Linked DNA regions of Homo sapiens: region 2 is linked to region 1. A link is a loop called in an ENCODE intact Hi-C map of the cell type or tissue named here. Cell type or tissue: OCI-LY7. All regions are shown on one strand. Links, peaks and the distances in the headings refer to the core of each region. The heading gives the core; the rest is flanking DNA.

Region 1 (16,286 bases), core at 3,162-11,161:
ATACTATACTCTTTATCATTATTTTAGAGTGTACTCTAATTTTTTTTAAGTTAATTATAAAACAGCCTCAGGCAGTTTCCTCAGGAGGTATTTCAGAAGAAGGAACTGTTATCGTAGGCCTCAGCCTATAATACACACATTGCCTATGACAGCTGTGTGTGTGTTACTGCCCCTCAAGACTTTCCAGTGGGACAAGACGTAAAGGTAGAAAACGGTGATACTGATGATTCTGACCATGTTTAGACATAGACTAATGTATGTGTTTGTGTCTTAGTTTTTAATTAAAAGTTTAAAAAGTAAAACATAAAAAAATGTTAAAAATAGACAAAAGCTTATTGAATAAGGATATAAAGAAAGTATTTTTGTACAGCTGTGCAACGTGTCTGTTTTATGCTAAGTGGCGTTACAAGAGTCAAAAAGTTTTTAAAAATTGTAAAGTTTAAAAGTAAAAGCTAGAGCAAACTAAGGTTAATTTATTATTAAAGAAAGATAAAATGTTCTTATAAACTTAGTATAGCCTAAGTGTACAGTGTTTATAAGGTCTAAAGTACGAGTTTATAAAATACGATGGTAATGTTCTAGGCCTTTACATTCACTCACTAACTCACCCAGAGCAATTTCCAGTCCTGCAAATGCCATTCATGGTAGGTACCCCATACAGGTATACCATGTTTTATCTTTTATACCCTATTTTTACTGTACCTTTTCTATGTTTAGATATGTTTGCCTACACAAATACTTACCATTGTGTTACAAGTGCCTCAGTATTCAGTATAGTTAACACAATGCCAGAGTTTCGTAGCCTAAGACCAACGGGCTATATACCATAGAGTGTAGGTGTGTAGTAGGTTATATCATTTATGTTTGTGTAAATACACTCTGTGATGTGTACACAACAATGAAATTGTCTAACAACACATTTTTCAGGTCATATCCCTCTTAAGTGGCACATGATTGTATAAACTTAGGTCTATTTCTGAACTGTATTGTACTACATTATCTGCTTTGTACTGCTTTTAAACAGTACGAATAATTAATGCAAATAACTTTTTAAAGTATGCTATGGCAGTGCTTCAAGAGTTATGCATGTACTTTAAAATTCCATTAAAATATATTTTTAAAAGTGAACTGTATAGCCATTTATAAAATGTTAAGGAACACCATGTTTAAATGTGCTCTACAGGATGCCTACTTGGGCTAGGACGTAGTGGTCAAAAAGGTGAAAGTGGACCTAAATGTAAAAATCCACAAAATATGAAAGGGGGGGAAATAGTATCAGATGAAGATAAAATTTGCTTCCCAATGCAAATGTAGCTGATAATCTAGATTAAAAAGATAATTTTTGAAAAAACTACCAAAGTACCAAACTAAAGCCAGCAAAGATAAACTTAAACAAATCATTTCTACAAAACAGCCTGTAAAAAGACACATTTAATCATTAGATACTGATAGTTTCACAAATGAATTCTATTAAAATTTTAAAAAACATATTTCCAAAGCAACTTAAATTATCTCAGAAAGCAAAGAATAATGGAAACTTTCCAATGACAGGTAATAGAGATACCTGACAAAAATATCCCTCCCAAAATTTACAAACCAATCTTACTTTTGAAAATCATTTTAAAAAGTAAAAAGAGAAATAGAAAGAAAAAGAAGAGACTTTAGTGATTTTTAAAAATACAGTACTATGGGATTTAAACCAGAAGAGAATGATTAGAAGCAGTGCAATGAAATAAGGTGAAAAAGAAAAAAAAAAAGTCATTGTTATACAAACATCAAAAAGCATTATAAAAATCCATTTCTAGCCTGGGCGTAGTGACAGAAACCTGTAATTCTAGCACTTTGTGAGGCTGAGACAGGCAGATTGGTTGAGCTCAGGAGTTCAAGACCAGCCTGGACAACATGGTGAGACCCCATCTCTACAAAAAATACAAAAATTAGCCAACTGTGGCGGCGTGTGCCTATAGTCCCAGCTACTTGGGAGACTGAGGTGGGAGGATCACCTGAGCTCAGGAAGTCAAGGCTGCAGTGAGCTGTGATCAGACCACTGCACTCTAGCCTGGGTGACAGAATGAGAACCTGTCTCAAAAAAAAAAAAAAAAAATCCATTTCTGATCAAAAATCTTAATGAAACAGAGTCATTTGTATTCTACCTTAAGACAAAAAGCCAGCATCACACATAATACTGAAAATACTAGAAGCATTTTCATTCTGCAAAAAAGTCAGTCACTATTATTATCGATGTTTTTAACATTTTTCTAAAGGTAAACGATGAAATAACAGAAAGTAGTATAAGTGTAGAAATGTGAGAGGTAAAACTATGTTTAACCAAAGATAAATTGAATGAAAACCCAAAAAACCCAAGAGAGCAAAATTAAAACCATCAAATAGTTTGATAAGATGGCAGTTACACATTTAATAAAAAAAGATGAACAGTCTTCCTACATATGAAGAACCAATAGAAAATATTATGGAACAAAAGATCTCATTTAAAATAGCAATAAAAAGATGAATTATTATGGGGAAATTTATAAGCAATGTATGTTGTCTATATAAAGAAACCATAAGCAGGAAGGGTGGGAGACAGATGAGGGTTGAAAAATTACCTAATGGGTACAATGTTCACTATTTGGGTAATGGGTATACTAGAACCCCAAACCCTACCAGTATGCAATATACTCATTAACAAACGTGCATGTGTACTCCCTGAATCTAAAAATTAAATTAATTTTTAAAAAAGAAAACCTTAACACTAGTAATATATACTGGCTATGTTAAAAAAAATTAAAATGCTCTTACAATGTAAAAAGTACTGAAGAACTTGAAAGACAATGAGGTTTTAGAGGAAGACTTAGCATTTGAGGAAAATTTAGTATTATTATGTTCATTCTCCCATAACTTAGTCTATCTTTTTGAAACTAAGTTTATTCAAAAGTTTACATCGAAAATAAACACCTAAAACATACCAGCAAGATTCTGAAAGTGAGTAATAATTGGGTGTGAGAGGGAATCCAAACTGCCCTGACAAACTACTGAGTTTAGAAAGCTAGTTTAATTAAAACAGTGAGAAACAGGCACATGAAGAGAGAACTCATCAATGGAAGAGTCTGGAACACACCCAAATAAACATATCAGAAATTTATATATTTCACATAAGCCTGGAAAAACTAGATTTAACTAATGAACCCAACAGGCTTCCTATTTCACTCCTTAGACCAAATAAGTTCCACGTAAATTTTTAAAAAAATGAATGTGAAGTCTTCAAAGAAAAAAAAAAGCCTATTAATATTAAGAGTATTAGAAAAAACAAGGGAAAATGTTTCTTATCTCAGATTGGTGAAAGCCTTTCAAACTATAAAAAAAGATTAACTGGACAATTAACTATTATTGTGGAAAATACAGCATAAATGAAAATTCATAAAAATATAAGCTATGAGCTAATTTCCAAATATACAAAGAGCCCCTGCATTAAGTAAAAAAAAAAAAAAAAAAAAAAAAGACTACTCAGCAAAATAATAGAATGGGCAAATGACATTAACAGTTGATAGACATAAAAACAAACAATAAAAACAGACAGCATTTAATTAAACATGAAAATGGCTCAACTACAATCAGAAAAGTGAATTAAAACCTAAATGAGTTTCTATTTCAGTTTGATAAACTGAAGATAAAACTGATACCCCACTCCGATAAAAATGAGGACAAACTACATACCTATGGATTTTTTTTTTTAATAAGAAAAGTAGTAAAACCACTATGTAGCGTACACACTATGGCAAGAGTGTAGGGAAAAAGCATTCTCATACATCTTTGGTGGGCAAATAAGTATAACCTTTATGGTGGGCAATTTTCATTAAAAATTTAAACGTACATATCCGTTCACCCACATGTTGGTGTCAGTGAGAAAGGTGGAAAAATGTAGAGACATTAAGACCCATGAGATTAAGTAAAAACCATAGAGTCTAGAATTAACAAGTATCAGAGTGAATTCTGAATTTATCTTTACCTATCTACTTGTATGTGTGTATATATGTGTATGTATTAAAAACTTTATAGCCCCAAATTAAATGCAAAGTATCAGTATGAGCTCTAAATTTCTTTATACATGTGTATATATGTGCATATACATATATATATATGTATGTTTTTTTTTCACTCCCAGTTCTGACAACTGAAAAGGATTAGTGATGGTAACATACTTAATAGTAATGCGTACCCCTAGTACCCAAACTGTAGTGTCTAAATATCTTTGCCTAATAAATAAACCAAAGCTCCTTAGAGAAAGGGTCAATTCCAGGTCTGGAAGAGACAGTGTTTAAAATGAACCTAGAACACCTTCTCATACCAGAAGGAACAGAACCACTAGGATCCTGTCAAAAGCACTCAGGAGCCAACCTGTAGTCTCCTGGCCAAAGATGGAATAACTTCAACATTAATAACTGAGAGCAATGGATTTGTACCCATAAAATGTTTATATATGAATTTATGACTGCATAACACCAATCAAGCTATATCAAAATATGAACCTTATCTAGATCCTTATTTTTAAAAAGTAAATTTACAAGAAATTAGACAAATGTCAACCCTGACTGGATATTTGATATTTAGGAATATAATTTTTAGGTGTGATAGTAGTACTGTATTTTTTTAAGGCTCTATCATTCGAAGAGCCAACCTACGTTAAAACCTAAATGAAAAAGGAAGGAATCAAACCTCTAGAAACTGGTTCCATCATTTAAGGTTCTATCATCTAAAATGTTTACAGATGAAATGATACAGTGACTGTGAATAGCTCCAAAATAAGGAGTGGGCAAGTTGTAGCGAGTGAAATATAGATGAAATAAGATTGGCCCTAAGTCGATAACTGTTGAAGCTCAATGATGTGCATATGTGAATACATTTTATAATTCTAATTTCTATACTATAAAATGTACACAAAATTTGAGTTTTAAAGCTGAAATAGTTTATTCAGAGGCTTGTCTCTAGTCTTTTGACTATTTATTCTTACACACATTCATTCAAAGCTTACAGCAAATTAAGGAATGGCATATACATAACAGAAAGCACAAAGGTTAAAGATCTAACAAAGGAGGAAAAAACTATGAAAAGTAATTGTGGATTCCACATCTTACGTGGAAAATGTTCTGGAAACAATTAAGTTTGGAAAAATGTTGGGTGAAACAAAATTAAACAGGTTTGTTTACCTCTGGACTTAGTCCATTTAGACTACAGTTCTAAATGGAATATAAAAATGCAGCCTTTCACAAACTTATCTGACAAGAGAATCTTTTGTTAGGGGATCTCTTGCAGAAACAGTGTTTTGCAAAAACTACAGAGAAAACTGACTTGAAATACAGATAATTACCGAAAAGTAAACTGCAATCCTATGGTTCCTTACGTTTTTAGTAACGATAATATAACTAATATATAAAAGAAGGCTAAAAGCAAGTTTAGTAATATTTGTAATGTTATAGAATGTTAAAGCACGAGTTATGAACACAAATACATATAATTATATAATATATATGACCACACATTTTTAAAAACATGCAAAATCTAATTTTTAGAAGTTACAAAGAAAGACTTCCAATTCTTTAACTCTTGAGTTCAATGCACATGGCTACTTTCCCACAAGCTTCAGACCTCAAGTTACTAATTCTGGTAGCACAGTGCCCATCACATAGCAGCACTTAATAACTATTAAGTATCAGTAAAAACACACACACATACACACACACACTCTGCTATGCACATAATTTGACTTCTTTTGGTTGAATCCATTTAGTAAAACATGATTCTCTTTCCCCCTATTTTTTGCTAAGATAGGGTCTGGCTCTGTCGCCCAGGCTGAAGCACAGTGGCATGATCTCAGCTCGCTGCAACCTCTGCCTCCTGGGCTCAGGTGATCCTCCCACCTTAGCCTCGCAAACAGCTGGGACTGCAGGTGCACGCCACCACACCTGGCTGATTTTTTGGTAGAGATGGGGTTTCTCCATGTTGCCCAGGCTGGTCTCGAACTCCTGGACTCAAGAGATCCACCCCACTTGGCCTCCCAAAGTGGTGGGATTACAGGTGTGAGCCACTGCGCCTGGCCCCTCTTTCCTTTTGATATAAAAAATTGTACCTCGCAGCCAGGCACAGTGGCTCATGCCTGTAACCCCAGCACTTTGGGATGCTGAGGCAGGTGGATCACGAGGTCAGGAGATCGAGACCATCCTGGCTAACATGGTGAAACCCTGTCTCTACTAAAAATACAAAAAAAAAAAAAAAAAAAATTAACTGGGCGTGGTGGCAGGCACCTCTAGTCCCAGCTACTCGGGAGGCTGAGGCAGGAGAATGGCATGAAGCCAAGAGAGGCGGAGCTTGCAGTGAGCTGAGATCACACCACTGCACTCCAGCCTGGGCAACACAGCGAGACTCCGCCTCAAAAAAAAAAAAAAATTGTACCTCTGTGAGTTTGGGACTATAGGTTTCATTTTTGTTCTGATTCTTCTAAAACAGCAACTTAATTATTCCTATTCTGAACAGGATCTTGGGCTCCTACAAAGGTACAGTAACAATTCAGTGCAGAAAAGATAATATTCAAATCAGTCATGGAAGAGACGACTGCTTTACTCTTGTCTGAGTACTTATCCAACTTTAGTACTTTGGCATGGTGATAGACAAAAAAATAGAAAATAAGGTAATAGGAACCATCTTCTAGGTAACAAGGCAGAGTCAAACCATAAACCATCTTAACCTAAAGCTAACAGTGTTCTGCTTATACTGATGGTCTTTAAAATGCTTCAATATTTTTCCTGAGGAAAACTTCTCACTTTTCAGTTATATCTGAATGTCTCAATTACCTTATTTATTCTTGTACTTTCATCTTGAAATACTATGCATCTATTGATTATAGAAAATAAATTCATTCAGTCATCTAGGATAATGGTCCAGAAAACAAGAACAATGTAATGTTTGACAGTAAACATTGGCAAGGGCTGACAGTTTTTTCTTGGGAAGGCCTATCCTTTACTGCGAGTTCATGTTCTCCTACATTTTCAGTGTTAAAATTTCCTTTATTTTATATAACAATGGTGATAGAACATGACAATCTTTTTGTATTTTTAAAGTATTCTTCCCTGGCAAAATAAAAAGTTGATACCTCTATGACAAACACACAAATTTTTAAATTCCTAAACTTTACTGTTCCCTGAAATCCAAAAGTTTGAAGACCACTGCTCTATATGTATCCTGCTTGTATAAGATAAGCTTCAACTTAATTTTCTATTCTTTTCAACATTACAAAATTTTAAGAAACTTTCTGGCTTAAGGATATGCTTATGCTTTAACAACTTTTGTAACTAAAAATCTAAACATTTATCATAGCAGTGGTCATTACTCTTTTTAGTCTATTAAGTAAATCCAACTAAAGCTATTTCCTCTAAATAGGTAATTCTCATTAGACCTAACTTGGCCTTAGTTATTCTGTCACTTATTCAACCTTCATGTAATTCAGTGCTAAAGTCTTCCTTATACATTAATCCCTGGTATTTTTTATTGTTATTAATTTTGAAAAATACATTGTATACACGCCTAAGGTACAAAAAGCAAGACCCAAGAAAGAAGGTACGTGTCAAAAGTCTTTCCGCGAGCAAAATTTCCAAAAATTATTTAAGAAGAGGTTTTAATTTTTTCTCAGCCATATAAGCAAGCAAGGGAAGTAGTACATATTTAAAGTTCTTAATAAATCCACAAATTTGGCAATATCTGAACCATTTGTACAGTAACAACTATCATTATTTTATAATACCACTATTCCCTAGAAAATACATAAAACATAAAACTACCTATCTAGCAAGAGACTAAAAATTATCAACTGAAGCCACCACTGAAAGGAAGCTTACTCTAAACTTGCACTTAACAATACCCTGGAGAGAACATTTAATCAAAGATCTACCTTTTTCAATATAACATACACACATACAAGCTTATGAGTTTTAAAATCTCATCAATTTTAAATTACTTTTTACTTTCACAAAAGAACATTAAAGAAATGATTATTCAAAGCTAGCTTTAAAAAGAGAACACCCTAAGATCAGGAATTCCTATTTTATAAAATAATATACTACCCCCTACCTCTACCCCCAAAACTAGATTTTTTCAAGGCTCCAGTTGAATGACTTATCAGACCCATAGTCTTATGGTTACAATGCCCCAAGGGCAACTTCTACCAGGTAAGCAATGTACCACTGTGCTGGCAGAGAACATTCACTACAAAGAGGATAAATAAATGTAGAGGTTTTTTCAAAACTTATTTAAGTTGAAATCAACTTAAAACTTCTGAAAAGCATCTCACTCTTTCATTGCTTTCATTTGGAAAACTATTTCATCCCTGGAACAATGGCAAGGACAAAACAGTGACACTGTCTTCTCTACAATTCCTGAAGAAAGAACACACAGGGCAAAAAAGGCTCCTATGAATCCCCTACACCTCACTCCCATTTTCCTTTTTTTTTAATCTTTGAAACCCAAATGAAAGACAAGGTTGCAGATATTCCGGTCAGTCCTTGGAAAGACAATTCAAGATTGATAGTTTAAGGTAACTTTACTAAGAGTACCCTCAAAGTTAGAGGTATAGACCATGTCTTAGGCAAAAAGTCATAGAAGTCTAGTTGGGGCTATGCTGAACTAGGGACACTTCTTTTAGAGTTCAACCTGATGAGACCAGGAAGCAGTAGATGAGGAATGGCTAAGATGGGCAGACATTAGAACTGCTTGTACCTTATCCCTCACCACTCATTCTGCCAAAGCAGATCCTGTTTTGGGTCAGCTGAAAAAAAAGAATAATGGGTAGTGGAGTGGCCCTATCTACTATGAAAAAGAAAGAAAGGAGAATCCCTGGTATCTCACGACAGCACAATTTGACATTCCACTTGGTGACTAAATATGTATTTTAATTGTATTATGTTACACACAGAATTGCTTATAACTGCATTAGGACATTCTTTGAGGGCATGAATTCCACTTCAGGTGTTCTACCTATTGTCAAAGCATATTATTTAGTAAGTTAAAAAATTCATTTATATTAAAACTTAAAAGTAATACTTATAAATCATTTAAATCTGAATTGATAAATTATTTTTAAAACTTACTGCTTCAGCTTCTGCTCTTGTCTTGAATGTAATTACTGCATGAAGTGAGGAATCATCAATCTGACAATCTTCAATTTCACCATATTGCTTTAAATTAAAAAAAAAGTATTTCCTCCAAATAAATATTTTGAAATATCCAAAAATCCTAATGGTATTAAAAAACATTAAAATACTAATAAATATAACCCAGAATACATAACAATTCATAATGGTTAACAGAAAAGTATGGTGAGTAATTTATTTTAGTACTTGATAAGATAAAAGGTGGTCCTGTCTTCCAATCTTACATACAATTCACACTTCCCAGAATTAGTAAAACTTATACTCAATTGAACTATGCTTTAAATGAAGGAAATAATGGTCAAAGCCTGAGCGTTCTTGCTAACTAACTTTCCTCTTATACTCACTAAACCAATCCCAAGATAAACTCTTTCTTAAGCAACATACTGAATCCTCAGAATTTGTGAGTTTTTGGTATCATTCTCAATAAATGGGGAAAGAAAGAAAAAGAAAATTTAAGTAACTTCCCCAAAGTTAATTGTTAATTAATGGGAAGAGATTCCAGGTCTCTTGATTCAAAAGTTTAACACCCTAACTGACCATGGTTTTGCTTACTACACACTCTACTGTACTTTATAGTTGTTTAGAACATTTAAAAGCTAAACACATTATATTATTCCTGTTTTTGGTTTGTTGGATTTTTTTCCCTCATGTGTGGGAGGATTTTTCTACAAACAGCAACCTTTATCCCACAAAATTCTAGTCCTTTATATATCATTATCAATACCTTCCTAATTATCCCCCCCAAAAATTATAACTGTAATCTCATTAGCTCCACACATATCATAGAAATGTTCTGTAGAGCACAGTAAAGAGAATGTCCTAGAGCCACTAAGATTCTAGCTCTGCCAGTTATTAGCTGTGTAAACAAGTTACTTAACCTCATCATGCATCATTTTCTTCACCTCTAAAATGGGCGTAAATAAAGGTATCTACCTCACAGGGTTATCCAAATAATTCATAATGAATTATTGTAAGGCACTCAGAGGGCATACCTGCCACAAAGTAAGTGCTCTATAGGTTTTTAGTTATAATTTTTATTACTATTACTACTGGTACTGGAAGATACAGCATTTTTGTTAATCACAATTTGTAATAGTTAATGGTCCTTTAACATCACATATATTAAATAATGTAAATTTTTTTTCCTCTGACATCCATCATGTGTTCAAATCATAGGTTGAGAGAAAAGAAGCTAAACTTCAACTAAACCTGTGCTCATACTTAAGACTAATAATTTAAATGTGAACTTTGGAGTGAAATTTCAATGTCCAAATGCATGTCAGAATTTTCATTTAGAGGCTCTGAATACTTCTCAGCCAAAAGCACCTTAGTCTCACCAAAACATAAATCACAACAAACTCACTTTGTCTGTTTGGATTATTTTAGCACATTCATTGTTAGTTTCCTGATTAGCTGTAAAACTATACACAACATACAAATTATCTGGCTCTCCTTTCTCTTGTGGAAGGTGTGGAAGTGGGGTACACAGCAGGGAAAAGATGGGCAAGATTTATTTCCAAGCTCCTTTCTAGTTCTCTTAATTCCTTTCTTTATCCCTTTAAATCCACCAAGAACAGGACTTTAGACTCCTCATTCTTAAATACTAATCATTTTGGTTATTTCTTAAACATAAACCATTTCTGTCAATATCTCCTTATGTCCTGACAAAATATCTGTAACTGCTGCAAGCCTCCAATATGATTTTTAAACACCTAAGTCTGAATTTTCAAAAGGTTAAATCATTTATGTACCTACCTACTAGCTTACCTATTCTTTAAGATCTAAATTACAGTTTTACTACTTTATGAAACTTTCCTCTATTGTTCTTTTTTCCATCATATGCCAGCGTGATACTTCTCTAAGTTACTAAAGTATTTATAGTGCTTAATAAATTATAATTTGATTATAAATTATGTCTGTAGTTTATTCTGTGTTAAACTGATACATGTAAAAGCCTTGAGGATAAAGAACTGATTATTTCCTTCATATCTCCAGAGCAACTACTATTAAATATAATGCTGAGGGTAAAACTGATGCTTAGTAACCAACCTTTGGGATACCACTAAGAATCACAGCATTTGAGATGAAAGGGCCATTCAGCAGGTATAATCTTCATTTTGAACATGAGCCTAATAAATCCCAGGAAGTCCAAGTTAAATAATGGATTAACAGAGACTAGAATCCCATTCTCCCTTCTTGTAGGTCAATATATTACCATTATACAAAGTCTTTTTCATTACATCCTGACACTGACGGAGGCAACTTCAAGATCATAGGTCAAAATTTTATCTTGTTTCAATACTGGGTCAGCTAGATCAAGAATACATTTTTAACAAACACAAACCTTATTTTAAAAATCTGGATGGCCCATGCAATATGTTAACTTTTTCTTTAAAAGTAAATATCAAATCAAACTAAACTACAAGACTTCCCTCTCTGAAACAGCAAAGTTTATATTGTTCATTTCACAGTATTTCATGGCCTACTAAGTGTAAGAATAGTAATGTCTCTTCTAGATAATTATACAAATCCTACAGTTTGTTTTTAAATTAACAAAAAAATTAAAGATTAAACTCTTTGTTCAGATTAACGAGTTGAAATTACTTATGTCCTTTTCATAACTTCCTCTTTAATTATGTCTACTATCCCCAATGATGATTATCAGCATTTGTTTTGTTGAGCAGTAAGAAAGTACCGCAAAATGAGGAAGAAGATCTTCTCTATCGCTCTCCGTAAATGCAGAAATCTCCAATGCCCTGGGACGGTGATCCACCACAGCATGACCAGGCACACCTCGCCCTCGCCCTCGCCCCCTGCCTCGGCCATGAACTGCACCTCGACCTCTTGAATGAATTCCTCTGCCCCGACCAGATGAAAGAATCCCTCGTTTGGCAGCCTAGAAGAGATTAGACACACAGGTTAAACAATGCTGTGATTACTAACACAAGCCAAGCATTACACTCTGGCAGATGAATAAAACTTTAATGCAATTTGACAATGTATTCAAATGCCCTATAAAAGGATCACATAATTTAAATTGGGGTTTTAGTTTAGTGAAAGTAAATGTAGGTGGCTAGTAAACTGAAACAAAAAAATAACACTGAGGTCTTGGAATTACTAAATGTGCCTTTTTCTAAGTTCTTGCTCTCTAAGACATCAGGATATATCACAAAAAGATCAGCAACTCCTGATTTCCAAGTATGCAGTGTTAAATGTTACTTCAGAAGTCAGGATAATAAACAGATAATACCTACATTCACAATAAATACATTTTTTCCAGTTATGATTTTCTATTTGTTTGCCAATTGACTTCAATAGGTACAGTTATCTCAAATCATTTTAATTACTTATCACTAACATCATTATAGAACTGATGTAACACACTGATATTCTACCACATTATTCTGTATGATGATAGCACACCACTCCTTCATTCCACAAATACTTAATGTGCACTTTCTGTGTGCAAGTCTTTACCCTCATGAAACCCAAGTCGTAAGTGTAAAGAAGCATTAAACAACTAAGTTATGGCCAGGAGTGGTGGCTCACGCCTGTAATCCCAAAACTTTAGGAGGCCGAGGCAGGCAGATCAACTGAGGCCAAAAGTTCAAGACCAGCCTGACCAACATGGAAAAACCTCATCTCTACTAAAAATACTGAAAATTAGCCAGGCGTAGTGCCTGTAGTCCCAGCTACTCGGGAGGCTGAGGCAGGAGAATCACTTGAACCTGGGAGGCAGAGGTTGCAGCGAGCCGAGATCGCGCCACTACACTCCAGCCTGGGCGACAGAGCAAGATTCCATCTTAAAAAACAACAAGAGCAACTAAGTTATTTAACTATATTAATGAGAAGTGACTCAAAACGTGAAGAAATGCTTTAAGATTCGAAAAGAACTTCAAAGATTTGCAGTGAATAACCCACTAGAATGTACGTTCCCTCAAGATATTTTTTTTTCCATTTTATTCTCCGCTTTATTCCCAGCAGTAGCTGGTGGATTGTATTTAATACTTGTTCAATGAATCAAAGGAGGAGCAAAGAAAAAAGGCAAGAATGAGGTAGGGGTTACGGCATGAAAAAAGGCACCAACGCTGAAAGAAATGTAATTTCCCAAAGAATGAATATAATCCAGTGTAGCTGGATGGAGAGATAAGCCTGGAGAAAGGCAGAGTCAGATTACACATAACTTTAAGGATCATGTTAAGGATTCTGAGTTTTATCCCAAGAGCCATAAAAATAAATTAAAAGATTTTAAGCAGTAAAAGAGTGATGTAACCAAATCAGTGCTGAAGAGGATATTCTGGCTAGAGTTTTAAGAACAGAGTAGAAGGAAGAAAAGAAGCTGGGAAACCATTCAGTATGCCACTACAAAAGACCTGAAGAAGGAAGTCTGGACTACAGTAGTGGCAATGGAGATAGAAGTAAACGCATTTAAGATACATTTAGGAGTAACATATATAAAATTTGATAATTAATTAGATATAGATGCTGAAGCAAAGGGAGAAATCAATTAAGACTGCCAGATTTCTGGTTTGTATAACTGTACAGATGGGGTGTAGGAGCAAGATAAGCAAAATTTTGAAGATGTTGAGTCTTAGATGTGAGATACCCAAATGGAAGTGTGAAGCAGGCACAGCTGCCAAATCTCTGCTAGTACAGGTATTTCAGTTTCTGCATCTCAAGACAGTTAATCTTAGCATTAGCTAAAATAATCATCTAATATCCAAATAATAATGCCAAGTGAAATAAGCCAGGCAAAGAAATACAAATACTGTATGATCTCACTTATACATGGAATCTAAAACAATCAAACTCATAGAAGCAGACAGCAGAATGGTGGTTACCAGGGGCTGTGGGGACAGGAAGAATGGAGAGATGTTGGTCAAAGTGTACAATGTTTCAGTCAGATAGGAAGAGTAAGTTCTAGAGATCTATTGTACAGCACTGGTTGGTGACCACAGTTAATAATAATTATTGTATACTTGAAAATTGCTGAGAGAGTAGAGTTTAAATGTTCAATTTTCATCAAAAAAATCACAAGTATGTGGGGTGATGGACATGTTAGCTTGACGTAATCAATTCACAACTTACACATATATCAAAACATTTTGGATTATCATATATATAATTCTTCATTTGTCAATATAACAAAATAACACGTAATAATAAATTTTGAAGCTCAAGGATTAATATTAGTAATAGAACAGTATATACGGAAGTATGCTCTGAGGAATATTAATGCCTCAAAATGCTCCTTGAAAAGGAGGGTCCTTGGACAAATAAACTTGAGTAACACTGAATACTTAATATGTATTTTTAGAGATTCAGAAATTAAAAGCCTCTAAGAAACCCCACAGTAAAAACGCATATCCAATATAACCTGTTCTAAGGTTGTATTATTTAGCCTAAGAACCTTTTTTCACCAGTTTTCTATTAACAACTAATGGAATGACTGTGCTGAATGAACACACTCTGGGAAGTACTGCATTACTGCATAAAACTAATATTCACTGAAAACTAAACGTAAGCCGTGATAAAGGAAAAACAGAAAATGTCATTCAGTGTTTAGCTATGTTATAATAAAAAAGCAAAACACAGAATAATAAGGAATTTTGTTAATGCTATTATTTATTTAAATTATGGGCCAGAATTTTGAAAATGATATTTTGTTTCAAAGATTCCACCAACACTGGCATAAAATCGCTACAATGGGAAAAACACAATTTCTCTATTAACATAAAAGAAATATTTTTCAAACTTTTTTTTTTCCCCAAAAAAAATACTGGGCAGGACACACATGCAACCACATCAAGTTTCCAGAGAATGCAAAGGTATGAACATTTAGGACAACATCCTATGGCTTCCTATGACTTTCAGAGAAGACAGAGCTTTAAGGCAAGTATGGTAGCTACTAAATGTTAAGTCTTTAATACCTGGATGGCAGTATTCAAAACAGATTTCTACCGTGTCCAAAAAATGATCAAGTTGCCAACAAGTTAAGAAAAAAGCATTAATCTCAGCTAAAGCTAAATAATCTAAAGTATAAAAATCTTAAATTCCTGTATCAAACCACAATACAGACATGTGCCAACTATATTAATGACGTTAATGTCTATTTCAAAATACAGTTCCAATCTTTGAACCTCTTTTTGCTATTCAAAAATTCTCTCTCATATCATATAACAGGAATCAATTTCACTAGGAGTTGTTTCTTATATAAATAACCATCTAATTAAATTACAAGAAAGAAGTTTATTTCTCTTTTCTAAACATCCACAGCACCATCTATAGGCAAAACTCAAGTAAACATATTCTTCAAAATAGTTCTCAATATAGTTCTCCAACTAAAACTCGCATACAGCAACTCAATTTATATGCAAAGAATATCTCCATAAGAATACCTGAAAAGACTTTATTATAAGTTTTCTATTCCAGGGAGGACAGACCAAAAATAGAAAGAAATAAAATTCATTAGAAATGGAGGAACTTGGGGATATAGGCAGAATTACTGCCACTCCTCATTAAATAAGATTTTATCTAGTACCTCTGAAAAATTTGTTGACCTCTTCCCTCTTTCCTATATTAACATCTCAATATGTATGCCAGGGATTACCAACAATTACTAATGAGAATGAAGGGAAGGGAATATATTTTTAAATTGACCACTACAACTACATTTGCTTCTTTTAAGCCTACTGTGTAGTTGTGATTAAACATACTTCCAGCTGTAATTCTGTATACTTTCTCCTAAGTTCAGTGACTTCTTCTCCAGCCTGCATCTTCTTATATAAATCCAGTTCTGTGTCAAGTAATTCCTTCTGCATCTAAAAAATAGTAATTAATATTTTAGGTGACAGTAATTACTATCCTGTATTGATACAAACCTTTTTAAAGTAACTTTTACGCAGTCCCATTTAATCCATATATTTCTATCTCCAGTATAATCACTCTAATCCAAGCCAAAATACTCCACACCTCCACAATAACTGCAACAGCTTCCTAACTTGTTGCTACTTTCACTGATTTTCCTATAATTCATTTTCCATACAGCAGCCAGAAGGAGATTTACACAGACTGATATGGGGTAATTAA
Region 2 (16,286 bases), core at 4,229-12,228, 50 kb after region 1:
GTACTTTCGTACTCTTTCCACCTATTCCAGCTCTCCTCCCAGACCAGACAAAAAACCGGGTACTAATACGACCCTTCTGATGCACTCTTTCCCTTCTATTTCCTCAATGCACTTTTGCGAGTTATCTAACAGATCACCATATTCCACAGTACATGCCCATCTGCAAACTTTTAGTATAGCCACAGCATTTTAAACGTAGATTGCCATCTGGCATTTCAACAATTCTGAAAGATCAGGGATAAGTATCTCCCACAATTGGTTGAAAAAACAGGAAGTATTATTACATCAATAGATAATAAGACTAAGGCTTTGCTACTAACTCGATTTAGGGGAAGACTACTCAAGCCAAGGGACTGTGATTTACTCAAGATTTTCTGAGAATTAAAGCATACATATAATATATATATTATATATATTTTATACATTTTTTATATACTATATATTTATATTTTTATATATTTATATGATATATATAAATATATATTTATATATATCATATAAATATATATTTATATTTTAAAAATAAATAATATATATTATTCATATTTATATATATTATATATATATATTTTTTTTTTGAGACGGAGTTTAGCTCTTGTCACACAGGCTGGAGTGCAATGGCATGGTCTCAGCTCACTACAACCTCTGCCTCCCAGGTTCAAGCGATTCTCCTGTCTCAGCTTCTCGAGTAACTGGGATTACAGGCACCTGCCACCATGCCTGGCTAATTTTTGTTTTTAGTAGCGACAGGGTTTCACCATATTGGCCAAGCTGGTCTTGAACTCCTGACCTAAGGTGATCCACCCGCCTCAGCCTCCCAAAGTGCTGGAATTACAGGCGAGAGCCACAGTGCCCAGCCAAAGTATAATTTTTCACAGCAAAAATCTGAAACCAAACCAAAGTTCCACCAGTAGGCAAAACTTGAATAAACCATTGCATATCTCTATGTTGCATAAGCAATTGCCAACACAATATACACCGTCCCTTTCTTCCTAACAGAACCCTTATACTGTTAGGTATGAAATAGGTTCAGTTATAAATTACATTTCTGGTCTTCCCAGGCAGATAAAACTGATTGGGATGTTACATGTGGGTATGTGTATATGAAAATATACAAATATACATGTGTGTAAATATATTCAGATAGAGATATAAATATATTTGAGATTACATATTATAATATATATTTTATTGCATAATAAAATGTATTATTTATATGTAATCTGGAAAAAGCATAAAAGGAGAAAAAAAGGTCACAACATCAACATCTCTTACAATCTCAAAAATGACAGCAGCTACCATTTACTGAGAACCTACCATGTGCCACATGTGAAAAGTAAAATAATGTATATAAAGCACTTGATTGGTGCTTTATATACATTATTTTACTTATTCCTCACAAGAACCTTTAATATTTCCATTTCGCAGCTGAGTAAAATGAGGCTCAGAAAAGTAATGTTTTCAAGGTCACAAACCAGTGATTTGTAGAACCAAAATTTTAACCAAGATATGTGTGACCTAAAGCTAGGGCTAAATGCAGAAACATAATGGCTTGACTGCCAACAATTATTTTCACTAAAATTATAGTTTGTTTGTTTTTTTTTTCCAGACAGGGTCTTGCTCAGTTGCCTAGGCTGCAGTGTAATGCTTTGATCTGCACCCTCAGGCTCTGGGGCTCAAGCAGTTCTCCCACCTCAGCCCCTCAAGTAGTTGGGACTACAAGCATGCACCACCCCATCACACCTGGCTAATTTTAAAATTTTTTTCATAAGAGATGAGGTCTCACTATATAACCCAGACTGGTCTCAAACTCCTGGGCTCAAGTGAGCCTCCTGCCTCAGCCTCCCAGAGTGCTGGGATTACAGGCATGAGCCACCACGCTCACCCTGGCCAAATTATAATCTTTTAACATCAAATTGAAAAGATATAAATTATTATATGACTAGTAACTAAGGGTGAAGAGAGAAGGTTGTAAAATACACACAAAAATTTTGGGACCTCTTGAAGTATGAAGTCATATCCACTGTCTTGTGAAGGTCCTTGTGTTTTACTACCTTAAAAACAGTCCCCTACTAAATACATGTATGACAAAAGCAAACAGACCAATTGTCAACCTAATTATTTTCATAGAACAGATATTAAGACTCTATGTCTGTAAGATATTGTGCAGAGTAAAAGCAGGCCTGACAATACTAACCTTAGAAAGCCAGCATGCTTGTAAGGCTGGCTCCTGGGCACTTTGATTTCTCGAGGGTTCCCATTACCCCCTGATAAGGAATGGTTCACTATGCCTGAATTAGTTATGAAACAATATGGTCTACACTGAACATCTGCCTTCCTCCCAGGAGTCTGGAATTTTGGTACATACTAGGTAGGCGGTGCCTATGTGACCAGTTCCAAATAAGAACGCAGGGCAGAGTTTCTAAGGAGCTTGCCTAATTCCCATGTGTTGTTACAGTTCACTGCTAGGGGAATTAAGCACATCCTGTGCAACTCTGAGGACTTTGTAAGCTTGTGCTTGTTTTCCACTGGACTTGGCCTCATACACCTTTTCCATTTGCTGACTTTGCTTTATATCCTTTTGCTGAAATAAGCCAGGGCCATAAGCACAATTATATGCAGAGTCCTATGAGTCCTCCTAGAAAAATCATTTAAACTGGGAGTGGTCCTGAGGACTCCAACACAAAGATATAGAAGATAAAAACTCAGTTTGGTTATTCCTCTTATGTGTTTAAATAACCTGTAAGGTATTAACACAAATCGTTACCTCTTCCTTCTTTATATCTTTTTCTTGGTGTGGAAAAAATTCTACCTTCAGGCTTCCTGATGATGGCTGCTCTGGAGGAGGTAGGTAACTCTTTGTATTCACAGCATCAAAAAGTTTTTCCACAAATATCTGTGTCTCTAAAAATAAAACCAAACACCATAGATTAAAACACATTTGTTAAGATTAATTCCCCGCTTCCACATCTCTTATCTCTAATATGATGAAACATACCTTGACTTTTATAAACTAGAAAATATACTAGCACTGGCCAGGCGTGGTGGCTTACGTCTGTAATCCCAGCACTTTGGGAGGCCAAGGCAGGTGGATCACCTGAGGTCAGGAGTTCAAAACCAGCCTCGCCAGCCCTGTCTCCACAAAAATTAGCCAGGCATGATGGCAGGTGCCTGTAATTCCAGATACTAGGGAGGCTGAGGCAGGAGAATCACTTGAACCCAGGAGGCAGAGACTGCAGTGAGCCGAGATCGCGCCACTGCACTCAAGATCACGCCATTGCACTCCCGCCTGGGTGACAGAGCAAGACTCCGTCTCAAAAAAAAAAAAGTAAAAAGAAAGAAAATATCCTAATATCAACAGCTTCCCAACCAGTGTGCCATGGCACAAGTCCTGAGGCAATACTGATTCATGCTATTTTCAAGACGGTAGGGACTGGAATGGTCGCAGCCCTCTGGGCTAGTCACCTCCAGCCATGACTAAGTCTTCTCCACATCGCCTACTCAGTGTTGCAAACACAAACACTATCATAATCTAGATGTGGCAAGGTACAAAAAGCTGAAAAGCAATGCGCTAGGTAAGATTCAAAGCAGTTTCCTAAGCAGTACTGGCTTTAAATAAATAGGCAGTCATTTTCTTAATCTTTTAATCTATGTAAGAAAAAATATCAACATGCTTTAAGAATAAGCACATGGACATTACTGAGAGGTGGCATCCATTTTAAATAAGCTATGGATATACTCAATAATAATATTGTTTATTTAACTTTGTTAAAATTAGGGCTTCTTACCGAGTTCCTTTAATATTCTGTGGATAAACTTATTTTAAATAACTTTATTTATTTTTTTTGAGATGAGTCTCACTTTGTCGCCCAGGCTGGAGTGCAGTAGCGCGATCTCAGCTCACAGCAACCTCTGCCTCCCAGGTTCAAGCAATTCTCCTGCCTCAGCCTCCCGAGTAGCCGGGATTACAGGCACCCACCATCATGCCCGGCTAATTTTTATATTTTATGTAGAGACAGGGTTTCACCATGTTTGCCCGGCTGGTCTTGAACTCCTGACCTCAGGTGATCCACCCACCTCAGCCTCCCAAAGTGCTAGGATTACAGGCGTGAGCCACCATGCCAAGCCTTAAATAACTTTTTAAAATATAGTAGTATTTTTAAACCAAAGATCTTACCTTTCTGAAGAAATACATCCAGCTGATCAATACATAATGCCTTTAACTCTTTTTCACTTTTGTCTTTCTTTACCAAAGCCAGAACATATTTTGCTAGGGCGGATGGATCTGCATCACAGCTAAAGAAAAAAACCAATGTTGAAGAAAATTTAGCCAACTGCACATTCTACAAATTCCAGTTACAAACTGAATTAGTGAGAATAATAGTTAAGTGAGTTAATACATGTAAAAAGCACCCGGGTCACAGAGGACCTTGAAGAAATTTAAGTTCTCTTTATACTAACACTCCTTAATGCTATGTGTAGCCATTTTATTTCTTAAAAACATACCCATCAGTATATTAGTTTAAACAGCAAAAAAAGAAAGTCTAGAAATGGATCCAAATGTACTAGGAATTCAGATTTTATAAAAGTGGCATCCAAACCAACTAAGAAGAGATAAATTATGCAATAAACAGTATTGAGGCCAGGCACAGTGAATCAGTCCTGTAATGACAGCACCTTGGGAGACCTAGGCGGGCAGATCGCTTGAGCCCAGGAGTTCAAGACCAGTCTGGGCAAAATGGCGAAACCCAGTCTCTACCAAAAAAAAAAAAAAAAAAAAAAAAAATTAGGCATGGTAGTGTGTGCCTGTAGTCCCAGCTACTCGGGAGGCTGAGGGAGAAGAATCATCTGAGCCCAGAAGTTCAAAGCTGCAGTGATTTGGGATCACGTCACTGCATTCCAGTCTGGGTGACAAAGTAAGAACCCTATCTCAAAAAAAAAAGAAAATGTATTGAGACAACTTGGCAGTTGCCTTTTACAAAATAAACTTGGAAACATGTCAGAGGAAAACACAATTTATTTAACCCTGGAGTAAGGAAGACACAAAATCCATATTATCAAAAAAGTAATGTGATTATAAAAAACAGAACAAAAAAAAAAACTCAGAATGAAGAGTCAACCAATGAAAAACAAGCTCAGTTTATCTCATCACAAAAAGGCTAATTCCCCTAACCCACAGTGTTTTTACCGAGACTAACATTATAAGAGAAAAAAAGACAAAGGATATGAATAGATGCTAAAACATAAAATAAATAAAAATGACTCTTAAATGAGTAAAAATTCAACCTCACCCATAAGAGAAATACAAATTTAAGTTACACTGAAATATTTTTCAGTTATCAGGTTGGCAAAATCCAATAAATATGAAAATGTATTCTGGTGGCAAGACTAATGAAAACGCAATTCTAAACATGAGCTGGTGTGAGTAAACTGGTAGCTGATAGAATACTCTGGTAGTATCAAGGTCACAAATGCAATTTACATCTACGAATTTATTCTACACATATACTCACGTGTTCAAAATGACATGTGTACAAGTTATTCATTGTCATATTGATTGTAAAATCAAAAATGTGCACATGTCCATTTAGAGAGAACTGGAAAAATAAACTGTATTAAAATCCACACAAAAGAATGACATGTAGCAAAAAGATAAAAAGACAGGTAATGAAGTTTTCAACCCCTAAAGAAATCTTCATATCAATTCATTAAATTTAAAATGCAAGACAAAGAAAAGGTTTGTATAGTATTTGCCATTTGTGTTGGGGGAGAAGAGAGAAATCTGGTTTATATATATGTGGAAGGATAAATAAACTACGGCTATCTGGACAGGATGATAGTATGAACTAAGTAAAGGAGGGACAGGGTAAGAAGGGAAAGTTTTTAAAAAAAAAAAACCACATAATAATTGTATGTATTCATAGAGTACAATGTGATATTTTGATACCTGTATGCAATGTGTAATGAACAACCAGGGTAATTAGCCTATCTATCACCTAAAACATTTATTTCTTTGTGTTGGGAACATTCAAAATCTTCTCTTCTAGCTATCTGAAAATATATAATAAATTAACTGTAGTTACCCTACAGTGTTAAACAACACTAGAACTTACTCATCCAATCCAGCGTAATTTTGTATCTGTTAACCAACCTCTCCCTATCTCCCTACCACCCTTCCCAGCATTTGGTAACCACTATTCTACTTTCTACTTATATGAGACCAACTTATTTAGCTCCCATATATGAGTGGTAACATACAGCATTAATCTTTCTGTGCCTGGTTTATTTCAATTAACAATGTCAGGACGGGAAATTTTTGATGTCTGAACTATTTTCATCCAATTCAAAAGAATGATATAATTGTTTATAACTAAGCTAAAATTATTAAGATTTTACAAGTTAGAGTAACTAACAATAAAATAATAGCAGTAGTTAATTACTAACACTTACTCAACAATTACTAACACTTACTCAACACCTAGTTTGTGCCATGAACTGCACTTCTAATTTTACATACTATATTGGGCTCTCACTTTACTGATAAAGAAACTGAGGTTCAGAGAAAAGCTAAGTAGACTTCCCAAGACTACACAGCAAGGAAATGAATCAAGATTTAAAACTAAATCTCATACTCCAAAGTCCACATTCTTAACCACCACACTAGACTGCCTCTTACAACGAGGTGCCAGAAACCTGACTTCCAATTTACTTTTTAAACACCTAGAGTTACAGTCACTCCCTATCAACCAAATCAACCAGACATCAACCAAACTAGACATCAAGCTAAACATATTTCAATTTACTGGAAATCATTATGATACATAATAATATTATTATGTTTTATTGCAACTGCTGTATATAAATTCAGTCTACACTGAGTCTAAATGCTGTAATTTAATATTGGTTTGATTGTTGTGGTGAATTTTTAACTTATTAGTGGTTTTTCCAGTAACTTACCTGTCATTTTTCAATTCTCTCAACGAAATACCAAATCTATTTCATTTTTGCACCATTATTTTTTAAATAGGACATTTTAAAACTGAATTAAAATGTTAGCAGCTAAAAATCTAGAGGAAGGCTTTCATGATTTTTATAATTATTATGGTCTATAAACCACAGTTGGATAAAACAGCAAGACAGAATTAAAGAAGAATCTCTGCTCAACATCTTCTGTAGAAGCAATCTGAACTGAATAAAAAACGATTAGCCACAACAAATATACTACCATATACAGTTCTAAATCCTTGAAATAATTTGAAAGGCAGATGACTTTTTAACATTTGTTAAAAGTTCAAATTATATAGAAGCAGGGGTTATAATTTCACATTTAATGGCAAAACAACTGAATTTGCATTTGGGAAACAATTTTTCTTAAGTCCTACAAGAAGTTCCATTTTTACTTCAATATTTTTGAAAACAAAAAGCTGAGTAAAAAATATGGACCACAGAAATTTAATAATATACTGAAATGTTATGTATCAGGAACAGAAAGGCAAAACCTATGTTCTCTTTTCTATTTGTCTTAAATGTTATATTATCTGAACTTCTAGTGATGATGTTATGCAAAGTCAATTAAATAAACATTCAAATTAACTAATTAAAAAAACTATATTCATATAGCAAATTATTTTTAAAAATTATCTCCATGGCTAGCAAGATTGTTCGAGGTACTTTACCAGTTGCCACTGCTGATAAAAGGTTTGTAATTTGAATGATCTATATCTTGTCAGAGCTAGACTTTTCTTTACCCCTGCTATATACTGCTAGCATCCTGAAAATGTGTGAAAGAAAAAGCAGACCTGAAATTGCCTTATAGATCGGGGAAAAAAAGAATCAAGTTTTGAAAAGTATTTCTTAGCTCCCACAAACAACAAAATCTGCCAATAAAGTATGATTATGATCACCAAGTGCTCCAACTGCAATTACTCTTCTGTGTGTGTGTTGGGGCTGGTGAGGGAGCAGAATACAAACAAAAGCAAAAACTACAAAATAAGGCATGAGATCTAACTCAACAATAGCATTTGTAGAAGGCAAATAGAAGGTGAAAACTTAAGCACTTTAGTAAACGGTTAAGTTAAAGGAAATGAAAGTGTGAAATGGCTGGGGGGGAAACATAAATTATAAACATGCAATAAAACAGAAAACTGAGAACTAGACAGGAAAGAGTGCTGCTCTCCTATGCAGTAGAGTGTTAGTGCTTTCAGTTCTAGGTTCCACCTTTATAAATGCATAAACAAACTCAAACAGATTCTTAGAAAATGACCAAGATGGTAAATGGATATCATTATTAGATGGTTTTCTAGGGATTCTCAGCCTAGAGAACTGAAATGTCAGAGAGAACTTGGTAAGTCTTCAAATAATTGAAAAGTTATCACAAGGAAAAAGGATTACATTTGTCCAATATATCCTCCAAGGAATGTAACTAAAGCCAGTAAGCAGAAGCAGCCAAACAGGTTTTGGCTTAAAATAGAGATAGGCTTTTTTTTTTTAAAATAATCAGAGGCCTCCCAAAGGCAGAATAAACTGCCTGAGGGTTCTCCTTCATTAGAATGGTTTCAAGCATAGGCTGAACAGCTCTTGGCAAATAAGCACTGGACTGGATAGTAAATCCCACACAAGTATCAATGAGTAAAATCATTAGGTTTAAATCTGTTCATAAGATACTGTGCAAATATATGAAATATAAAATAACACATTAGTCTGTTCAATTACTGATCTACATATATTAGTAATAGAAAAGCATTTTTTAAAAATTACACTGTAGATAAAATACACACTACAAAAGATCTGAAACATATTAATAGTTACTAAGAGAGAGAATATACATACAAATATATGTCTCACTAGATCAATGGCTCATTTCTGTCAGGGAATCTTTCATCTTCATATAAAGTTTGATGAATAAAATAAGAAAATAAGTATGTTGGGTTTAGTGATTATCGTCCAAATATCGCATTCATTATTCAAGAAAATTTTAAAAGCACCTACTCTGTCACTGTTCTAGATCCTGAAAATACAACTTTTAGAAACATCACTGTTGCCACGGAATTTACATTGGGGGGTGGGGGGAACCAATATGCATATTACACAAACATACGTTTATAGTATGTATTGTCATGTAGACACGTGCTCTGAGGAAAAATCCAGGTTGAAAAGATAAAGTGTAAAGGAGGAGAAAGGAAGAAAGGTAAGGAGAAAGAAAACAGAAAAGATAAAACAAGTATTATTTAAGATCATCAAGGAAGGACTCTGTTGAAGGGACATTTAAACAGGGATCTGAATTTAGATAGGAATGGAAATGGAATGCAAATATGCTTTATGGCTATCCGGAAAAGAAAAAATTTTAAAAAGCCCAGGCCAAGGGAACCCATCAGAAAGAGCCTAAGGCCTACTTGACCTTCTTGACACATATGAGGGACAGGAGTCCAGTGAAATGGAGCAAAGTGAGCATTCACGAACACTGGGGTTTCCAATTTTAATTCTCCAAGGATTTCAAATTAACTGCTTCAGTGAGCTTTGGCAAATTAAATTTCCAAATCACTATGAAGTCATTCACATCAATGATTTTAAAGGCATAAAAATAAAACTTTGTCAATTCCTGAATATACTGTGTTAAGGATACAGCTAATAAAGTTTTTTTTTTTTTTTTCTTTTCATTTCATTTTTTTAGAGACAAAGTCTTGCTGTTACCCAGGCTGGAGGGCGGTGGTGCAATCATGGTTCATTGAAACCTTGAACTCCTGCCAAGAGATCCTCCCACCGCTGCCTCCCCAGTAGCTAGGACTACAGGTGCACACAACTACACCTGGCTAATTTTTGTTTGGGTGTACAAATAGGGTCTTGCTCTGTTGACCAGGCTGGTTTCGAACTCCTGGCCTCAAGTGATCCTTCTTCCTCGGCCTCCCAAAGTGTTGGGATTTACAGGTGAGAGCAATAGTGCCCAGCTGGCATCTTTGTTTTTAAAAACAGTTCAGTTGGAGACTTCCAGCTTCATGCATACCCTTTAAAAGCATAGAAGTGACCATCTAAGAAGGTCATTCTCTTCCAACTATATCTGGGGTGGAGAGGGAAGTACACACACTAAAGTTACAGAAGCCAAATTAATACAGAAAATCAAATGTTATAATAAAATATCTTTAAAAACTAAATATTCTTAACAAGAAACAAATCACCTCTGGAAATAAAGGTTGTACTAATCCCCCAACACACCCATAGTGTGTTTTAGTTTTTCAGATTTTCAAAACAGTAATGAGACCGTAAAGAAAGCTATAATACTCCAATACAATATTTCAAAAAGTTTGTTTTGCACGAGTTTCTTGGAGACTTTAGAAATTCAGTAGAATATAACTCACGGAATTTAACCCAAGCTTCCATGTTCAGTAATCTTGAAAAGAAGCTGGAGGTGGTAGTGGGAATTAAAAATTAAATTTAAATATGTTAACTGAGTAACTTTAGAACACGGATATGCACCCACGTCTGTTCTTTCCAAATTTTCATTTTATATTCAGGAAAAATATCTAATTTGCATCAAAGTCATGATTTTATATTCTGTACTTAGAATTACTCTTTTAAAAATCCAAATTTCATTGCAGCAAGCATAATACATACATTGAAAATTTTAATTGTAGTTTATTACATGCTTCACTTAATTCAAACAAGAAAGCAAAAATAGATTACTTATATACAGTAATTAGTTACAGCAAAGACTACTCATTAAGAGTTATTATACACCCAGTTCATTCTACAAAATAAAATCAAAATATAAGCATATCTAAATATGATCCATCCTTGAGCATCACACAATCTATTAATACTTCTTCATCACTGCAAAATGTATCACAATACATGTAATTATAACACTGAAAACTATTGGCCAGTTCTTTTATTCCCCCACATCATTCCAAGAAATAGCATGATTCCATCTTACTTTTAGAACAGTGGTTCTCAAACTTTTTGGTATCAGGAGCCCTCTATGCTTTAAAAATAGGAACCACTCCAAACAGCTTTTTATTTAAAAGAGTTATATCAATATTTATCAAGAATTAAAATTGAGAAAAAATTTAGTTTAGTTTGATATAATAAATCCATTAAAACTAGCATAAAAACTCTCTATATTTGTTTGAGTAATCAGAAGAAGAATTTATGTGCAAACAAACAGGAAGCCCATATGTGGGGCTGGCTTTTTTTCTGAATCCAGGAGTTCAAATCATATCACCAGGACTCTCTATTCTGCATTTTTCACTTTCAGAAATGCTCTCTATGTGTGGCAAAAATGATGGCCCCCAAGCAGTTCCCAGCTTACATTATTCTAACAGCTAGTGAAACCAGAAAAAGGAGGCTACTCTTCTCTCCCCCAGCATCCGTACTGGCCTCTGAAAATGACTCATCTTCCCCATTTAGGTCATATCCCCACTGCAGGTCAGGGATAGGCAGAGCTCTATGATAAATAGCCTCACCTGAAATTAAATACCATATTTTTAAAATTAAAAAAAAAAACACAAAAACTATTTTTCCAAAATAAAATACAAATTTTCTGAGAAGAGTGACCAAGTTTTACACTTTTTGCAAATACCTTTGTTTGGCTTAATAGAAGACAGGCCGATTCTTACATCTGTTTTTACATTCAGTCTGTTATGACATGTTATACTGGTTGAAGTACATGAAGAAAACCTGACCTGACACAGATACATAGTTGGAAAAACAAGGACCTCATAGACACCATGAAAGGCTCTCAGGAAATTCCAGGAATCCTGATATCACACTTGAGAACCATAGCTTTAGAAGTTACATAACTTCTAAATTAAATAAAAAAAAAAAAAGAAGTGCCCATTAAGTGTCAAAGACCCAATAGTCAGATAACAAAACCAAAGTAAAAGTTTGTACTGTTCAGTGCAAACAGCAGCAGCCCAAATGACAAATTAAGCCCAGATAGTTGTGGTTATAATTATGGTTATACATCAAGCCACAGAACTCTCTCTTTAAAAAAAAAAAAAAAAAAAAGGTGTATCTGCAATATGGTAACCCATGACTAACCTTCATATTTAGGGTTTTTTTTTTTTTAATTCCTATTCATAGTTGAGGAAGAATTGAGTTATCTGAGAAAAGACTGGTTCTAGAGGCCACCCCCACTCCATTACTCACATTCTGTCTAGTTAACAACAGATCTCAGGTAACCCATCCCTCTGGTTACTAAAATGAGAGAGCAGAGGCTAGTGAACATTTTCTTTTAAAACCAAAAAGGCAAAATTATCCAAAAGAAATAGCACTAAAACTAGAAATACAAAAAACCTAGTTCTATCATCCTGTTGGATAAATTTGGCTGAGTCGATTAAGCCTTTAACCTTTTTCTCATATTTCTTTAAAAGGTCTGGCTAATGCTGTGTGGTTATATATGTTAGAGATTCACTTCTAAGTCTTTCTCTAACATTGCTACCAAAATTTTCTGATACGGTTACCACAGTCATGCCAAAATTTATCTTTAAAAATGAGAAATTATTATGGACACTTTTCCGGTCATGAATCTTAAGACTAAGCAAACTAAGCTTCAGTTTTTTCATCTAACAGCTGACTTGCCAAACTAGAAATAATTACAAATAAATATAATTACAAATAAGACACACTTTATTAACCTGCCAAGCACCCTAACAATCGTTAAGGGATTACTAAATAATGAACTATGATAAAAAAAAATGCCTATAATCACCCCTAAAAATATACTTTAGTTAAATTCTGGTTGCTATATTTTAAGTCCTATATTACCTTTCAAACCTACTTTGTCCCAAGCCAAATTGTTAGCCTTTCCATGAAGCAGTCTGGTATTGAAGAAAAGCACTGAACTGTACTCCAAAAAACAATTTTCAGATTTCCAGTCTGGTGTTATTTCTGCTTTATTCACTAGTTATATAATCCTGCGTTAGCATTTTATTTCTCTAGGCTTTAGTTTACTCATTTAAAAAAAAAAAAAAGGCACTGAACCATACGATCTGAAAAAGTGGGTCATTTTTGTGAAAAAATATTTGGCTTTCACCACCTTGCGCTCTTTCTCCCTTCCCATTCCAGTAACTTTTAGTTAACTGAATTTCAAAATAATTTAGTACATAGCATTAGAATCTTCAAGAGAATTTTTTTTCTTTATGTCTTTCTAAAGAGTCACAGAATCCCATTTCCTCAGCACTCATGACCAAATTTTGAGCCCTTAGAAGGCATAAATAAATTCTACTTAATAGAAACATTTTGTGTATTTCTCCTAAATTGCCAGACCTATATAATTTCTGTACATTGTTTCTACCACTGTTACATAGCAACTACTGGTATGTTTGACTGTTTCTCCCATTGGTATTACAGATAACTATGCCTGCCTTTTCCCTAGAACAAATCACAATGTATTGAGAAGGAGCTTCTAATTACCAACATTATAGCAATCTAAATTCAGGCATTTCACAACTCACTCTTAAACTAGACTAAGAAATAGCTAACTAGTCTTCCTTTGTCTTCAAAACGTTTTATCTAATCAAACCTCTACATGCCATAAACTGGAATGCAGTGGCGATCTCAGCTGACTGCAACCTCCGCCTCCCGGGTTCAAGCAATTCTCCTGCCTCAGCCTCCCCAGTAGCTGGGATTACAGGCATGTACCACCACGTCTGGCTAATTTTTGTATTTTAAGTAGAGATGGGGTTTCACCATGGTGGCCAGGCTGGTCTCGAACTTCTGACCTCAGGTGATCCACCCACTTGGGCCTCCCAAAGTGCTGGGACTATAGGCGTGAGCCACCTCGCCCAGCAAGCAACATTCTTAAAAAGAGACTGGATCAAGTAACTCCTGTTTTAACCTTCCCCACATCTCATAATATAGCTCCAAAATTGTCCAATCACTTCAGTATAGCAATAAAACTTTCTCTACATCTGAAACCCACAGAGGCTAGGTGGATTCAAGAGCCTTTTCCTAATCACAATGTATACTCACGATTCCTCCAAACTTCATGTATTCTCACAGAACTTAACTGTTCCTCCAATTTGGCTGTTTAATGTCATCACAGGCATCCAAACTTAACATGATTCAATTTAGGTAAGTGCATTAACAACTTTAGAGACTGGTAACTGCAAGTTTATAAAGCAGTTTTCAAAAATAAGTTCTACCTATTTCAGTCTGCTTGCTACTATAAAAAATTAAACTTTTTAAAAAGGTAAGATAAGCACTTGAGATCATTAAAGAAAGTAATAGTAACAAATAAGAAACGTCACAATGACAATTTCTTACAAAATATGTCCAAAAAAGATCACAAGTTACAGGCCTCAAAGTACCTGTTATTGCATTTATAACTATTACAAGGAGCAACAAATAAACGACCGGCTGAAGTATATATTAATGCTATGTGGAATCTATAATCATTCAAACACTTTTCATTTATAAGTGACTTCATTTAAGATTTTATAAATTTTTTTATCAACTTTTAAATTGCCTGTAAAATGGAAAATAAATAATTGCAGAATGTATGGAGCAGAGATATACAGAACTCAAAAGTAGGCTAGAATTTACACTGACACACTATCTCCCGTAACTTCTTTTAAAATGGCTCTTTGAAACAAAAAACAAAATGAGGAACTACTTATAATGCAATACATAACATCATAAAACAAGTTCCTCTGAAGTACTAGATTTAAACCAAGAAAGTATACTTAATACTAAGAAAGCCTCCAACAGCAGCATTAGCTGACTTCTAGAAAATAACTTCTACTAATGAGAATAAAGCAAACATACACATAGAGGAAGATGTTCATTGCAGAGTTATTTAAAAAGTCAAAAACAGTGTACTAGTTGCGTTGTTAAAGAAAAAAAGAAACGGGAAAAAAAATAGTTATTTGGAAAGCCAAAGAAAAAAGCAAACAACCTAAATGACAAATAAGAACAGAATGGTTACATAAACTATAGTCTCTCATCCATGTACTAACCAAGCCTAATCCTGCTTGCCTTCCAAGTTAGATGAGATCAGGGGTGTTCAGAGTGGTATGGCCGTAGATGATTTGGTCATGCAAAAACACTGGATTTCAGCCATTGTAACGGCATAAAAACTACATATTAACAGTAAAAGTTCAAGGATGGGAAACGTAAAGAGGATTTTGCTTTTCAAGTCAAAGTCTTTTGGTAAGTTTTCCTTGACTACATACAGGAAGTACTTAAATAATTCAAGAAAATAAGCTTTTTTCCCCTAAAAAGTAATAATTACATCATAAATAAAGCACTATTTAAACAAAGTGCAATACACTCACATAATGGAATTCTATGGAACCACTGGAAAGAATAGGAATCTACCTAACAGTATACTTTTATGGGATGATGTGCAGTGTTACTGGAAATACTAGTTGTAGTAGCAACATATAAATGATTCTATCTATGAAAAAAAGTCATGTATATTCATCAATAGGTGGCACATGCATATTTTTACAGATATATGTTTACAAGTTTATATATGAGAATCAGAAAGGAATAAGAAGACTGATTTTTGGTTTCTATTTCTACACTGTTTAAATTTTTATTAGAACCATCATGTACTATTTTTAATTAGTAAGACTTAAGAAATTGTGTCAAATTAACAATAATGAGAGCATTATTATTGTTAACTACTGTATATACCATGATTCTGACAACAGAATACTACTCAGCAATACAAAGAAGCAAACTACAGATATATGCAATAATATGGATAAATCTCAGGCACATTAAAGCCTTGCTCAAAATAATACTCTGATTCCACTGACAGAAAAGTTCTACAACAGGTAATACTAATATATAGTGTAAAAAAGGCAGAACACTGCTTTCTTCTAGAGGTAGGTGGGGGCATGGGAAAAGAAATGAGTAAATTTTCCAGGGCAAGGGTAATGTTATCTTAACAGGTGACTGGGTTACAAAAATGTATACACTTGTAAAAACTATAAAATGGTACACTTAAGATCTGTGCACTTGATTGTATCTGTATTCTAAAATTAAAATAAAACTAAAGTACTGAAGTAAAGCATGGTATGCATGCTTTAGGGGTAAGTGCACTGACATCTGCGATTTACTCTGAAATGAACCAAAGGATAATAGTGACAAGCACACTAAAATGTTAATGGTAGAATCTCAATGACGGGTATGTCACTGTAAAATTCTTTCAACTTTTCTGTATATTCAAAATTTTCAAAATAAAGTTGTAGGGCAAGGGCAGTCAAGGAAAACCAGGCAGGAAAATTCTAAAAATGAACATTATTGACAGAGGACTAGCCTTTCATCACCAAAAATAAGAGAAT

Evidence for each region. A loop is a pair of places that touch in the nucleus more often than their neighbours do. Peaks named below come from ENCODE experiments on the same cell type or tissue, not always from the same donor. Only the 100,000 strongest peaks of a DNase experiment are listed, where the experiment ranks them.
Region 2: a loop joins it to region 1, with 2.0 times the contacts of the local background. A loop is called at or near these places in 15 of 110 quality-filtered maps.

The regions. Positions count from the first base shown.
Region 1 is chr13:79,325,210-79,341,495 of GRCh38, forward strand. It overlaps RBM26 (RNA binding motif protein 26), which reads right to left. Exons shown (of 22, transcript NM_001366735.2): 18 at 15,914-16,018; 19 at 11,893-12,093; 20 at 9,135-9,221. Among named protein-coding and RNA genes, the nearest start is that of RBM26, 73 kb to the right of the region's middle. RefSeq lists enhancers at 5,462-5,962, 5,963-6,463. In OCI-LY7, for the core only: no CTCF peak of the experiment used is centred there; no DNase peak of the experiment used is centred there.
Region 2 is chr13:79,374,612-79,390,897 of GRCh38, forward strand. It overlaps RBM26 (RNA binding motif protein 26), which reads right to left. Exons shown (of 22, transcript NM_001366735.2): 2 at 4,178-4,296; 3 at 2,768-2,904. It also overlaps the pseudogene RNA5SP33. Among named protein-coding and RNA genes, the nearest start is that of RBM26, 24 kb to the right of the region's middle. In OCI-LY7, for the core only: no CTCF peak of the experiment used is centred there; a DNase peak (open chromatin) is centred at 8,133; H3K27ac peaks cover 931 bases.